Regions from separate parts of the Homo sapiens genome. Here regions 2, 3 and 4 are each linked to region 1. Evidence: chromatin contacts called from ENCODE Hi-C or POLR2A ChIA-PET data. All regions are on one chromosome and are shown on one strand. The core of a region is the stretch at or near the end of the contact, and the rest is flanking DNA. Distances in the headings are between cores, read along the strand shown. Region 1 overlaps AKAP13 (A-kinase anchoring protein 13). Region 2 has its middle 84 kb from the start of MIR7706. Region 3 overlaps AKAP13 (A-kinase anchoring protein 13). Region 4 overlaps AKAP13 (A-kinase anchoring protein 13).

Region 1 (3,203 bases), core at 211-2,710:
GAAATAGGGATACCAGACTAATACACAGATGACATTTGGAAACAGTGTAATTCAGTGTAAAATCACAGCTTCAAAAATCTGTTCATTCCTTTGTGATATTCACGTATAGAAGCATTTGAGGACTTCACAGTAAGGAGAAAACCACTGGGGTCCAAAAAGTCCGAGTGCTTAGTGAAGAAGTTTAGACCCGTGGGAGGCCATGAAGAAAGAGATGATAGCTAAGCTGAGGCAGGCACAACTTCAGGGTGCCATTCCCAGCTCCCTGGAGTTAAGTGTAGTACAGCCTTGTGGGGCTATATGTGGCATCCCTGCAAAGACCTCAGCTCCTGTCATCCTAGGTTGGGCACTGAGGACTGCTGAAGGAAGAGAGTATTGCTAGTGAACCTTGAATGTAATTTGATGTCCAAGAGGACAGTGAAGAGAGCCGGGAAACAGAGAGGAACTGGGATTTAATGAATGTCTACTACAGCCAGTCATAATACTAGCATTTCATCTACCTCTTCTCATTTGTTACACCTCTGTGAGTGAGGTGTTGGTATCTCACTTTAGGGATGAAGAAAGTGAAGTTCAGAGATGTTACATGAATCACGCTTGGTCACACAGATGGTAAATGCCAGATTCGAACCCTGATTTGTCTAACTACAAGCCCTTCCTCATTCTGTCACTTTCAGAGTGACTCACTTTACTAAGAGGGAGCCTTTATTTCAAGTTAAATAAACGTTTTCCTTTCTGCAGTTATTAGTGGATTGTCTTAGAGTTAGTCTTCCTTATTGTGCCAGGAGATGCATTTCTTCCTCTCATTAAACAAATAAATAAAGCTGGCAGTGCCAGAAATTTGATTTGCCCTTATTGTGTAGGAATAAAAAGACCCATGTGTACTGAACAAGCAGAACCTGTTTTTAGTGTTTAACTAGCCAACTCCTGTCTGGGTGTTCTTTTAAAAAGTAATTATACCATTTATGATACACCCATTTAAGTCCCAACAGCTATTCCCTCTTGGACCTCATGTTGTGGGGCTGCATTTGCTTCTGTTATTATTATTTGAGTAAAAGAACGTGTGTATGGGTCGCCTTTATATGCCTGCCTGTGAAATTGGTTGAACAAACACTGTGTATTAAGTCAGAATATAGAAATGTCCTGATTCTCTTTTGCAGGACTGTGTTCGATTGAAGATTTTGCTTCCTATACTTTCTATGCTTTTGTAGCTTTGTTTTGCCTTTACTTGAGGGCTGATTCTACCTGGCCACAATAAAGCTGTTCACACTGTATGTTGTAGCTTAACTTTACAATCTTAGGCACTTGGAGGCAGTGGTGTTTACATAACTTGTCTTTATGTTTGTTTGTTTTTTGTTTTTATATTTTCCTCACTTACGTTCATTTTCTCCCCCATTTACAGATGCTGGCCCGCGAGAGACATTGATGCATTTTGCTGTGCGGCTGGGACTGCTGAGGTTGACGTGGTTCCTGTTGCAGAAGCCAGGTGGCCGCGGAGCTCTCAGTATCCACAACCAGGAAGGGGCGACGCCTGTGAGCTTGGCCTTGGAGCGAGGCTATCACAAGCTGCACCAGCTTCTAACCGAGTAAGTGCTCCTTCTGCCTTATTTCCCTCCTCTCATCCCCAGCCCCACCCCCGATTCATAGGAGTACCACCCACTTGGCATCTCATTGTGTGTTTGCCGCAAATTAAAACCTCAGCTCTGTATCTTGCCTTCTGCTGGAGGTTTGTAAGCTTGCTCCTGCTAACCACTTCATTGTCTGAGAGAGAAACGTAAGTCGTGTTAACCATTTTCTCTCTCGTCTGCCTGCCTGCCTTCTTCAATTCTTATCTCTTATATTTTACTATTTTACTCAAAAGTCAGAATGAGCCTTGTCTGTGGAGGTAGCATAACATTACCAATGTATACAGTTTATCCTGGTTTAGTACAAGAGGAAACAGATTTCCTATATCATATATTTTTTTCTGGTATGTCTTTAAGACTTGAAAGAGTTAATTAGAAACCAGTACTTCCATATTATAATTGCATACAGAAAATATTGTAAACAATTAAGTTTTGGATTGAATGTAATTTCTGTGAATAAAATTTGAGAGCAGTGGTTTCTTCATATGAACAGCAATAAAAAGCAACTGAATTGTCCTGGAAATGTGCAGTAGGAAATCCTGTCTGTTTTTGGGCTCAATTATTATATGTCCTGACTCTTTAAAGAGTTCTCTAGAGGAAGGTTGTTAGTCAAAACATTTGAAGAGCGCTCTTTTATTCTTGTATAAATAAAGAAATAAACACACTAGAGCAGCCAAAAGTTTTTATTGGAATGTTTATATAAAGAAGTTTCAAGAATAGTTTCTGTTGTTTAATACATTTTTATTAGTTTTGTGGTTATCATCATTATCTTTTCCACCACATTATCTGAACAAGTATAAACCCATTGGATCTATGTTCTTTAGCAATTGAGGGACCTGTGCAAATTGAGTCAGTATTAGCAAATTCTCAGATATTTTGCTCATGCCAGATTTAATTTAGTTGTGCTTTATGTTTTACCATTTTTAACTGTGTATATAGTCTGGAAGGACCAAAAAGAGACCTCAGAATGTAGTGCTACTTACGGTTATGTAAACAGCTTTTTCTTGATTCACTTGCCAGGCTTATACCTTTCCCCATCACGCTAGACAGACAGTTCTTTGCAGAAAGCTTTCTGATGGGTGCTACAGATACAGTGGTGGTAGGAGGGGCACTTATCTCAAATGAGCTTTGGATACCTGAGCTCTCCTAAGACAGTATTCCAGGGAGTGATACATTCTACTCCTTCACACTTCCCATCTGGCCAATGATTGGATTCATTCTACGGTTAGCCTCATGGCCTCAGGAAGAGAGGCCTTGTTTCAGAAGTTGAAACAGTTAACTCTGCATAACTATTGTGAAGTTCAAATGCATTTCCTCTAAATTTGATTTTTGCTGGGAAGCAGAGTTGGTTAAGGACTGCCATCCAAATGGGGAAATAAAGTGATTACAACAGCTTCATTATATCCTTGGAGGGGATGTCACAAGACTGTTATTGCAGCACAGCTTTAAGGAAACTAGAGTGTGTTTGTTCTTTGACTTTTTTTTGCTTACTTTAAAAGTACTACTTCTGTTACATGTGGGAAAGCCACTTACCTCCTTTTGAAGGGAGATTGGTAAGGGAAAACCAACCTGAGAAATCACCAA
Region 2 (3,203 bases), core at 478-2,977, 250 kb before region 1:
GCTTTTCAAGGCTGCAGTGAGCTATGATCTCACTACTGCACTCCAGCCTGGGCGACAGAGTGAGACCCTGTCTCAAAAAAAAAAAAAAAAAAAAAAAAAAAACAGAGAGAGAGAGAGAGAAAAGGATGGCACAATAGTTTCTTAGTCTTAACCACACGCGTTAACAAAAATAGTAGGGTCTATTTTATTTGACAACACCCACCAAAAGTTCAAGTTCTATTAGTTTTCATATACTTAAAAAAAATGTTTCCCTCGGAAACATCACCTTGACATATCTTGGGGGAAACATAGAACGTGGAGAATTGTTTCTGTTGCTCTCCCCCACCCCACTCCATGCCAACATTCTGCATCTCTGTGCTGAACATCAGGGAGCCACCGGCCTTGTCAGCCTTCACATTAGGCCTGCCCTCTCCCTGCTGCAGATCAGCAGCCTGTCTCGGCCTGTTGGAACTCTCCCTTAGTGTGTTGGAGACGTTGAGACATTGTGACAAAAGTATGGAACCAGGAGTCAAGGAAGCTTCAGTCCTGGCTCGGGCTACTTATTTTTTGTTCAAAGTTAGCTTTTCATTTAAATGTCTGTGTTTCTGTTTCCTTGTTTAAAAAATGTTATAATATATGGCTATCGTAAAGTTGTTGCAAAAACTCAAAGGAGAATACAGACATTTAAGATAGTCTGCATGGGCCGGCATGACGGCTCACGCCTGAAATCTCAGCACTTTGGGAGGCTGAGGTGGGAGGATTTCTCGAACCCAGGAGGAGGCTAGGCTACACTGAGCCATGTTCATGCCACTGCACCCCAGCCTGGAGCCTGGGTGACAAGGCAAGACTTTATCTCAAAAAAAAAAAAAGACTTTTTTTTTTTTAAGTTCTGGGATACATGTGCAGAACCTGCATGTTTGTTACATAAGTATCCATGTGCGGCCGGGCGCGGTGGCTCACGCCTGTAATCCCAGCACTTTGGGAGGCCGAGGCGGGTGGATCACGAGGTCAGGAGATCGAGACCATCCTGGCTAACACGGTGAAACCTCGTCTCTACTAAAAATACAAAAAGAAATTAGCCGGGCGTGGTGGCGGGCACCTGTAGTCCCAGCTACTCGGAAGGCTGAGGCAGGAGAATGGCGTGAACCCGGGAGGCGGAGCTTGCAGTGAGCCGAGTTTGCGCCACTGCACTCCAGAGCCTGGGAGACAGAGCGAGACTCTGTATCAGAAAAAAAAAAAAAAAAAAAAAAAGTATCCTTGTGCTATGGTGGTTTGCTGCACCTATCAACCTGTCATCTTGGTTTTAATTCCCGTATACATTAGGTATTTGTCCTAATGCTCTCCCTCCTCTTGCCCCCTACCCCCCAACAGGCCCGTGTGTGATGTTTTCCTCCCTGTGTCCATGTGTTCTCATTGTTCAACTCCCGCTTATGAGTGAGAACACACAGTGTCTGGTTTTCTGTTCCTGTCTTAGTTTGCTGAGGATGATGGTTTCCAGCTTCATCCACGTCCCTGCAAAGGACATGAACTCATTCTTATAAAAAAGACATTTAGTCTTTGGGAAATAAATACTGAAGATTAGCTTCAAATGGACAGTGGTTTGGATGTGATTCTTGCATCTCTGACTAAATCGTAAACTTATCCAAGTCATTGTCCACTGTGGCTCCCACAAAGCTTTCAGGCCTGTCTTCCTTGGTGATCTTGCTTTGATGTGCTATGAAAGACTGTCCCAGCAGATGGCAGAAGAGAACTGAGTCAGGAAAAACCAGCCTGGGTATTTCAGTGTGCACTGTGCACTGGGTAAAGCTTCTGCACCTTAATGTCCCTGCCGCGGTAGCGCTACACGTCGACTTCACAATCGCTGCTGAACTTCCCTAATAAAGGTGGGTCAGCAAAGGCGTGAGGGTTACCACTCTATCCAAACACCATGTCACTGAGACTCACTTAGGAAGAACATTCATTTCCTGAGTACTTCCGTAGTACTGGAAACGGGGATGAATACAAAATAGTCCCTGTCCCCACAGAATTCATAGTCCAGCTGAGATCAAATAAGGACAGAACAATTTGCATTTTGCCGGGCTGTCCTCTAATGACAATAATTTCCTGAATGTTTTCAGGTTGCCTGTTTTAGCCATATGTTCTTCTCTGGCCGCTTCTCTCCAGCCCCAGCCTCAAGTCCAACTCATGATCTCTGGCCTAGGATACAGCAACAACCTCCTAAGGGAGCTGCCTCTGCTCTTATCCACCTCCAGTTTATTCTCACCGCATAGACAAGATAATGTTTTAAAAATGCAAATGCGATTACACTGTATACCACCTACTCAAAAGATCTAATGGCTTTGTATTGACCTCATAATAATACCCCTGCCCTTAATCTTACTTAAAAGGCTTTTTGTGATCCGATCCCTGTTTTTCTTCTCCTAACTTATCTCACCCTCTCCTCCTGCAATCAACTCAAGAGGCTGACTTTCAGTTTCCCAAATGATTTTTATCCCCTACCAGATTTGCCCAAATTGCTTTTCTCTCTACCTAGAATGCCTTAAAACTAAAACTCACTCCCTCCCATCTACCCATCCTCCTTAACTTGGCTAACTAGTATTTATTCTTCTGCTCTCAGGTTAGATATCCTTTCTTTTGGGAAACTATCCCTGACAGTATAAGGCTGGGCTGAATAATCCTCCTGAGTACTCCAGAGCACCCTCTGCTTCCATTCCCCTCGCATTTACCGTATTTCTTCGTAATGAGTTTGCGTATCTTCCCCTGTCTACTGTAAATTCCTGGCACATGAGGACTTCCTCTCGCACAACAATGTATCCCCATTTCTTGACACAGTTCTTGGTACAGAGCCGCACTCGATCAAAACTTATCAAGTAAATGAATAAATCAATCATAAAACACAATTGATACCATCCAAGAAGTCATAAAATTCTTGGGGCACAAGGTCTTAGGAGAGTAGATCTTTCTGTGTGTATCAGCCATATCCCTTTTTTTTTTTTTTTTTTTGAGATGGATTCTCTCTCTGTCACCCAGGCTGGACTGCAGTGGCACTATCTCGGCTCACTGCATCCTCCACCTCCCGGGTTCAAGCGATTCTCCTGCCTCAACCTCCTGAGTAGCTGGGACTACAGCCACCCCCCACCACACCCAGCTAATTTTTCAATTTTTAGTAGAGATGGGGTTTCGCCATGTTGGCCAGGTTGGTCTTGAACTCCTGACCTCATGAT
Region 3 (3,203 bases), core at 344-2,843, 180 kb after region 1:
AAGCAAAGCGTAAGATTGGTGCACATATGCAAGCTGTCAAGGAAGGTGTATTCCCCTATAAGAGATGGACAGCCAGGTTGGAATTGGGATCTGTGGCAAAACTCACAAGGAGGGAGACACAGTCAGCGAGTTTCACAGAATCTGTGAGTTCAAAACACATCACTTGTTCACAAGAGATGTTAGAGGAGTTTGCAGCTCCAGACACCTAATAGAAAGTTAAGTTTAACCCACATCAATTAGATTTTTTTATTGTTATAATTTATGATATTCGTATATCTTTAAAGCAAAATAAATCATAAAGGATGCCCATTTTCCATTTGGTTTTAATTTTTACATTTCTAATAGTCAGCCGTATCAAGTTAAAGAAGCTATGAGGCTTGTTTTTTAATTTATGTGTACATTTGATTTTTTTTGTTTGTTTTCATCAAACCTATACTCCATGGGCCTATATGTTACACCAATAGCCTTGAATTATACCCACCCCGTCGCCCTGGCCTCAGTGAGCTGAGGACATTGAAGCAGGGTAGGCCAGTACTGTCAGCCTCACTGGCATAGAAAGAAGGTGGAGGAAATGGGTGCTGCTTTCATTTCTGAGGTATAAGTGATGATGTAGATAACTGCTATAGGAAATGCCCACGCATAGAACAAATGGTAAAGAAGTTCCAGGCAGTCAGCTGGTTTCAACAATGAATAAAGCAGGACACCCTGCTTAGAAGTTGAAATCAAAATGAAGAGCCTTGGAAAGAGATACCTGCTCTACAGTGTGGTGAGTGCTGGAATGGAGGAGAAAGCAAGAGGAATAGCAATAGAGTCAAGTCTTGAAGGATGACGGCACATAAGGAGAAAGTGTTCCCCACACTAAGGAAGAGAAAGTGGAAGCACAGAGTTGAAAGGGTGTGGCACATCCAGGGAAGAGTGGACACCCGGGACTCTCACGTGAGAGAGCAGAGTGAATGACAGGGGAGTGACGGGAAACCAGCCCAAAGAAACGGGAGGGGCCAGGTTGTAATGAGGTGCATTCTCCAGACTGAGGAGTTAACAGTTGATACTATTGATGAGGGAAGGGGGCAAAGAATGGGTTCAAAAACGAGAACGGCAAGCAGGAGAGGGATACATGAGGTGGTTTTTCAGTATGACAACTAGGGGCAGTTTAGAGTGCAGCTGGAGTGAAGAGAGACTGGTGACAGATAAGAGACTGTGCAGTGCTTTGGGGAAGAGCTCATCTGGGCCTGCATTGTAGCAGAAGGCATAAAAAAGAAGGGCAGAAAAGATTCAGAGAAAGAAATCTCCTTTCCCACCACCAGCTGGCTGTGTATTTCATGGTTCTGTGATAAACTTAAACTAAGGCTCCTTCCCTCCAGTCTTAATATTCCATGATGTTCTGAGAGCCCTAGCTCTCTTTGAGACTTTTACGCTGTCTGGCAGTTCAGAAATACCTGCCCCTTCTTGTAAAGGCCTGAATTTCCTAGAGCTGCTGTTGCCTGGATCCAGCGCTTTATTCTTTCCTTTACATAGCAATTTATTTATTCCCAAAATAAAAACTAGTAGATTCCAGCTGTTGCAATAAAGTTGTGGTCAAGCCAGCGGCAGAACGATAGGTTTTCTGGCCTAGAATGCCTCCTGTAGAGATAGGAGTTGGTGTTTAGTCATTTTCACCCCCAAGTGAATTCATGCCAAGAACAGCCAGTACTATGTTGGGTACTCTTTGAAAGGGGTGGGATTGTTTTTCTCTGATCCACTGACACTGATCATATAAACTTCAAGATTCAATGAAGTTAAAATGTGTGTCTCTGCTTTTTTGGGGGGAGGGGGAGGGTGCAGGCACCTGAATTATTTAAAAGTAAACTTTAAAAAAAAAACTTTTTCATAACTGATGGCAGTACACAGAAAATTGCAGTAGTTTAGCCTAAAAAAATTAGACCTCCCTAGGAATCAGATGTCCTTGCTTCTGTTTTCTTCATAGCTTTGCAGTGAATTCCACAGAAAGGGGATTTCAGTTGCGGCAGAGGTAGAAGAAAAGGTGGGGCATGGACTGCATAAATCAGTTCCATCCTTTCCCAGGGAATTGTGGACTTCACTTTCCACAGTGAAGATGTTACATAGGGGCCAACCTGCTAGCTCGAGATAGACTCAACTCCAGAGACATCAAACCATCCTCAGGAGACTAGTGGAAAATGTTACTACCTACTCCTAGAGGATTAGTCAGAGCTAGAGTTTAAGCTGACTATTGCATATGGAGCTGAGGAAAGAGCCCTATATTCACATGTACCTGTAAGACTGGAAGGCGCCTGCCTGTGTGGCCACTCTTTGTTCTTTTGAGGGCATGGAAGACGTCTTTTCATTAGACTTAGATATTTCTATACTTCATCTTTGGGCAGCATTCCTGTCTCCTGCCCCACACCTTTCCCATTACTGTAATTAGAAGTCGAAAAATATTGCAATCTGAGTATTTTTTGGAGTATCCTGCTATGTGTTGCTGTTTAACATCTGTACAAGTCCAGCTTTTCAGCTTTATTCTTAAAAGTATTTTATTCTTAAAATCTTGTCTTATGGGATATATCTTTCTAGGACTGAGTACTTAAACTTTTCCAAAACAAGGCTTTGGTGATAAATCCCATTTTAAAATGCTGCTAAAAATCTGGTGACCAGATCTGAATCCTGGAGAACTGTAAAACTGTTGCTTTGGAGGAGTGTGATCTCAGATCATAGTTTGCCCGTATAGGGGTGTATGTGTTGCTGAAACACCCTTCAATAAAAAACCTTCTGACTGTGGGTAACTATTAAGTAGTCATCGTTTTATCTTCCCTTCTCCCATTTCCATTTTCCAGAGGTTCAAGCAGTTCTTCTCACTGACATTTTAGTTTTCCTTCAAGAAAAAGACCAGAAGTACATCTTTGCATCATTGGTAAGCTGAATTGTTATTTTTGTAATAGTATTATAAGCAGCTAGTTTAGTTATGGAATGTAAGCACTATGTTATTGCTCTCCCCCGCCCTCTTAAAATTAAATGGCTCAGGACAAATTCCTCTGAGTAATTTCCCACATGCCCTCAGAATTTTCTGGCATCCCCTCTTCCCAAAAAATTATTATTCTGTTTCATCACAGTCTTCTTTTAGTGTCTTGGACATCTGACTATTTGATCTATGAAGAAACCTGGTCACTGGAGCATTTCTCACATTTGAGCCCATAAATGGTGCTCATGTA
Region 4 (3,203 bases), core at 190-2,689, 140 kb before region 1:
GATCTCTGGATTTTTTGTCCTACTTACAAAACAGAAATAATATATTTTATGCTAGTTACAAGTAGTATAAGCTCATTGAAGAAATATTTAAGCAGAAGGAATGTGCACCAGCCACTAGGAATGCAAAGATAATTGGGGTATAGTGAGAGATATGGAAATTTGTTGTGTAACAATGTTAGAGTACCAACTTTGTGGTATACAGGCTTCTAAGGAACACAGATGAGGGATGAGGGATGGGACGGGTGTGCTGGGTCTTTTTTTTTTTTTTTGGGACGGAGTCTTGCTCTGTCACCCAGGCTGGAATGCAGTGGTGCGATCTGGGCTCACTGCAACCTCCGCCTCCTGGGTTCAAGAGATTCTCCTGTTTCAGCTTCCCGAGTGGCTGAGACTACAGGCATGCGCTGCCATGCCTGGCTAATTTTTTTAAAATTTTTTTTATTTTTAGTAGAGACAGGGTTTCACCATGTTGGCCAGGCTGTTCTTCAACTCCTGACCTCAGGTGATCTGTCTGCCTTGGCCTCCCAAAGTGCTGGGATTATAGGCATGAGCCATCGTGCCCGGCCTGTGCTGGGTCTTAAAGCATGAGTAGGAATTTGCCAGGCCTGGGTTGAGGAGAGAAAGAATGGAATGATGGTTCTGCTGTGATACACTGTGTGCAAAGAAACAGACGTCAAAGAGCTTGGTGTGTTTGAACTCAGTGAGCAGTGAGGTGTAGAATTATTTCGTGTGGATAGGGTGTGGTCACCGAATTAGGTTAGAAAGTCAAAATGGGGTGGGTGGAAGCGTCTTTTAGTTTGTCCTCTTGAAGCAAAAGGGAGGATAGTCTGGTTTTGTTTTGGATACCTCATTCTGTGAGCAGTAGAGGATAGTGGCTTGGCAGAGGGAGAAGGGAGCATTGCCTCTCAGACAAGTTAGAGGAGGCCATTACCATAGTTTTGGACAGATTGTGAGGGCTTGAATGCAGTGAGGTTGGAAGGGAGCCAGCAGATCTAATGGACATTTTGAAAGTTGAATGGATGAAACTTGTTGAGTAGATGGTGGGAATTAGGAGGTGGTAGTTGTCCAGAATAACTGGGAATTTCTAGCACAGGCTGCTGGGTGAATGAGAGTGCACTGAGGGGCATGATTCATTCTGGCATGGGAGAGGAGTTGGCTTCCTGGAAGTGGTAATGTTTACATTTGGCTTAGATTACCTCATTCAAAGTGGTTCTTGATTTTGCCCACAATCTATTTTAGAGTCCATTTATTCATCTAGAAAGTACCAACTGCTTACTGCATGCCAGTAATTGATATTTTAAGAATATTAAAAAATGTTAATTGTGGTAAACACACATACCATAAAATTTACCATCTTAACCATTTACCGTCTTAATCATTTTTAAGTGCAGAGGCAGTGGCATTTAGCTCTTTCACATTGTCGTGCAGTCATCACCACTGTCCATTTCCATGACTCTTTTCATGTTGCGGAACGGAAATTTTGTACCCATGAAACAATAACTTTCTATTTCTCTCTCCTCCGTGTCCCTGGCAAATACTTTTCTACTTCCTGTTTCTATGGATTTGACTATTCTGGGTACTATATGTAAATGATACCACACAGTCTGCGTTCTTGTGACTGGCTTACTTCACTTAGCACAATGTCATTAGAATTCATCCATGTGGTAGCATGTGTCAGAATGTATTTCCTTTTTAAGGCAGAATAATATTCCATTGTATGTATATACCACATTTTGTTTATCCATTCATCCACCAATGGACACTAGAGTTGTTTCCACATATGGGTTATTGTGAATAATGTTGCTTTGACCATGGGTGTACAGACATCTTTCGAAGTCCCTGCTTTCAGTTCTTTGGCGTATGTACCCAGAGGTGGACTTGCTGGATCATATGGTAATTCTATTTTTAATTTTTTGAGGAGCTGCCATACTGTTTTCCATAGTGGCTGTACCATTTTACATTTCTAACAGCAGTGCACAAGTGTTCCAGTTTCTCTGTACCCTCACCAACACTTGTTATTTTCTGTTTTTGTGACAGTAGTCATCTTATAGTGTGTGAAGTGATATCTCATTGTGGTTTTGATTTGCATTTTTCTAGTAGTTAGTGATGTGAGCATCTTTTTATGTGGTTATTGGCTATTTGTATATCTTTTTTGGAGAAATATTTGTTCAAATCCTTTGCCTGTTTTTCATTTTTATTTTATTTTAATTTAATTATTTTTTTGAGATGGAGTTTCACTCGTCGCCTAGCCTGGAGTGCATAGGCACGATCTCTGCTCACTGGAACCTCTGCCTCCCAGGTTCAAGCGATTCTCCTGCCTCAGCCTCCTGAGTAGCTGGGATGAAAGAGTGCACCACCACACCCAGCTAATTTTTTGTATTTTTAGTGGAGACAGGGTTTCATCATGTTGTCTAGGCTGGTCTCGAACTCTTGACCTCAGGTGATCTGCCTGCCTCGGCCTCCCAAAGTGCTGGGATTACAGGTATGAGCCACCCTATCAGGTCCATTACCCTTTTTTTAAATTGGTTGTAGGAATTATTTATGTATTCTAAATATTAATCTCTTATTAAATAAGAGTTGCTAGAATTTTCTCCCATTCTGTGGGTTGCCTTTTCACTCTGTTGATTATATTCTTTGATGCAGCTAGTAGTAGTTTTTTTTTTTTTTTTTTGAGACAGAGTCTCGCTTTGTCTGTCGCCCAGGCTGGAGTGCAGCGGTGCGATCTCGGCTCACTGCAAGCTCCGCCTCCTGGGTACACGCCATTCTCCTGCGTCAGCCTCCCGAGTAGCTGGGACTGCAGGCGCCCACCACCACACCCTGCTAATTTTCTTGTATTTTTAGTAGAGACGGGGTTTCACCGTGTTAGCCAGGATGGTCTCTATATCCTGACCTCATGATCCGTCCGCCTCGGCCTCCCAAAGTGCTGGGATTACAGGCGTGAGACACCGCGCCTGGCCTGATGCAGCTAGTAGTTTTTTAATGAACCTTAAATTATAAGGGAGGTTGTTGCTTTTATAGTAACTTTACTGAGCTCAAATGAAGAAATTAGTTTCCTCCATTTTCCTTTAGAGGAGTATGATATAATTTTATAATTTGAAAAAGGGTTGGTATTCACTTTTTCTGGAATTTTCCTTTCTAGGTATGATTTATGACCTAGTATCTTTTGAGTAATGTCTCCTTCCTTTCTTTTTCATGGCCCTCAGGTG

Evidence for each region. Hi-C counts contacts between places; a loop is a spot of excess contacts on that map. ChIA-PET counts read pairs that join two places held with the same protein, here RNA polymerase II (POLR2A). Pooled maps may share reads with other maps.
Region 2: a loop to region 1 is called in a pooled map, with 2.7 times the contacts of the local background. The contact joins two enhancer-like sites. A Hi-C loop is called at or near these places in 2 of 37 single-sample maps with no recorded cell type and 6 of 50 pooled maps. POLR2A ChIA-PET finds 5 or more read pairs at or near these places in 1 of 52 experiments (activated CD8-positive, alpha-beta memory T cell).
Region 3: a loop to region 1 is called in a pooled map, with 5 times the contacts of the local background. The contact joins two enhancer-like sites. A Hi-C loop is called at or near these places in 1 of 37 single-sample maps with no recorded cell type and 10 of 50 pooled maps. POLR2A ChIA-PET finds 5 or more read pairs at or near these places in 1 of 52 experiments (activated naive CD4-positive, alpha-beta T cell).
Region 4: a loop to region 1 is called in a pooled map, with 6 times the contacts of the local background. The contact joins two enhancer-like sites. A Hi-C loop is called at or near these places in 9 of 50 pooled maps. POLR2A ChIA-PET finds 5 or more read pairs at or near these places in 3 of 52 experiments (A673, B cell and activated T-cell).

Annotation. Positions count from the first base shown.
Region 1 is chr15:85,542,376-85,545,578 of GRCh38, forward strand. It overlaps AKAP13 (A-kinase anchoring protein 13), which reads left to right. Exons shown (of 37, transcript NM_007200.5): 5 at 1,397-1,580. Among named protein-coding and RNA genes, the nearest start is that of AKAP13, 160 kb to the left of the region's middle. Within about 2 kb of position 1,461, at least 23 of the 41 ENCODE cell types and tissues checked have a DNase peak (open chromatin) inside an H3K27ac peak, as active enhancers do.
Region 2 is chr15:85,295,029-85,298,231 of GRCh38, forward strand. No RefSeq gene overlaps it. Among named protein-coding and RNA genes, the nearest start is that of MIR7706, 84 kb to the right of the region's middle. Within about 2 kb of position 1,728, at least 3 of the 41 ENCODE cell types and tissues checked have a DNase peak (open chromatin) inside an H3K27ac peak, as active enhancers do.
Region 3 is chr15:85,723,582-85,726,784 of GRCh38, forward strand. It overlaps AKAP13 (A-kinase anchoring protein 13), which reads left to right. Exons shown (of 37, transcript NM_007200.5): 27 at 2,829-2,905. Among named protein-coding and RNA genes, the nearest start is that of LINC02883, 34 kb to the right of the region's middle. RefSeq lists an enhancer at 2,786-3,203. Within about 2 kb of position 1,594, at least 9 of the 41 ENCODE cell types and tissues checked have a DNase peak (open chromatin) inside an H3K27ac peak, as active enhancers do.
Region 4 is chr15:85,406,977-85,410,179 of GRCh38, forward strand. The region is part of intron 1 of AKAP13 (A-kinase anchoring protein 13); the gene reads left to right. Among named protein-coding and RNA genes, the nearest start is that of AKAP13, 28 kb to the left of the region's middle. Within about 2 kb of position 1,440, at least 15 of the 41 ENCODE cell types and tissues checked have a DNase peak (open chromatin) inside an H3K27ac peak, as active enhancers do.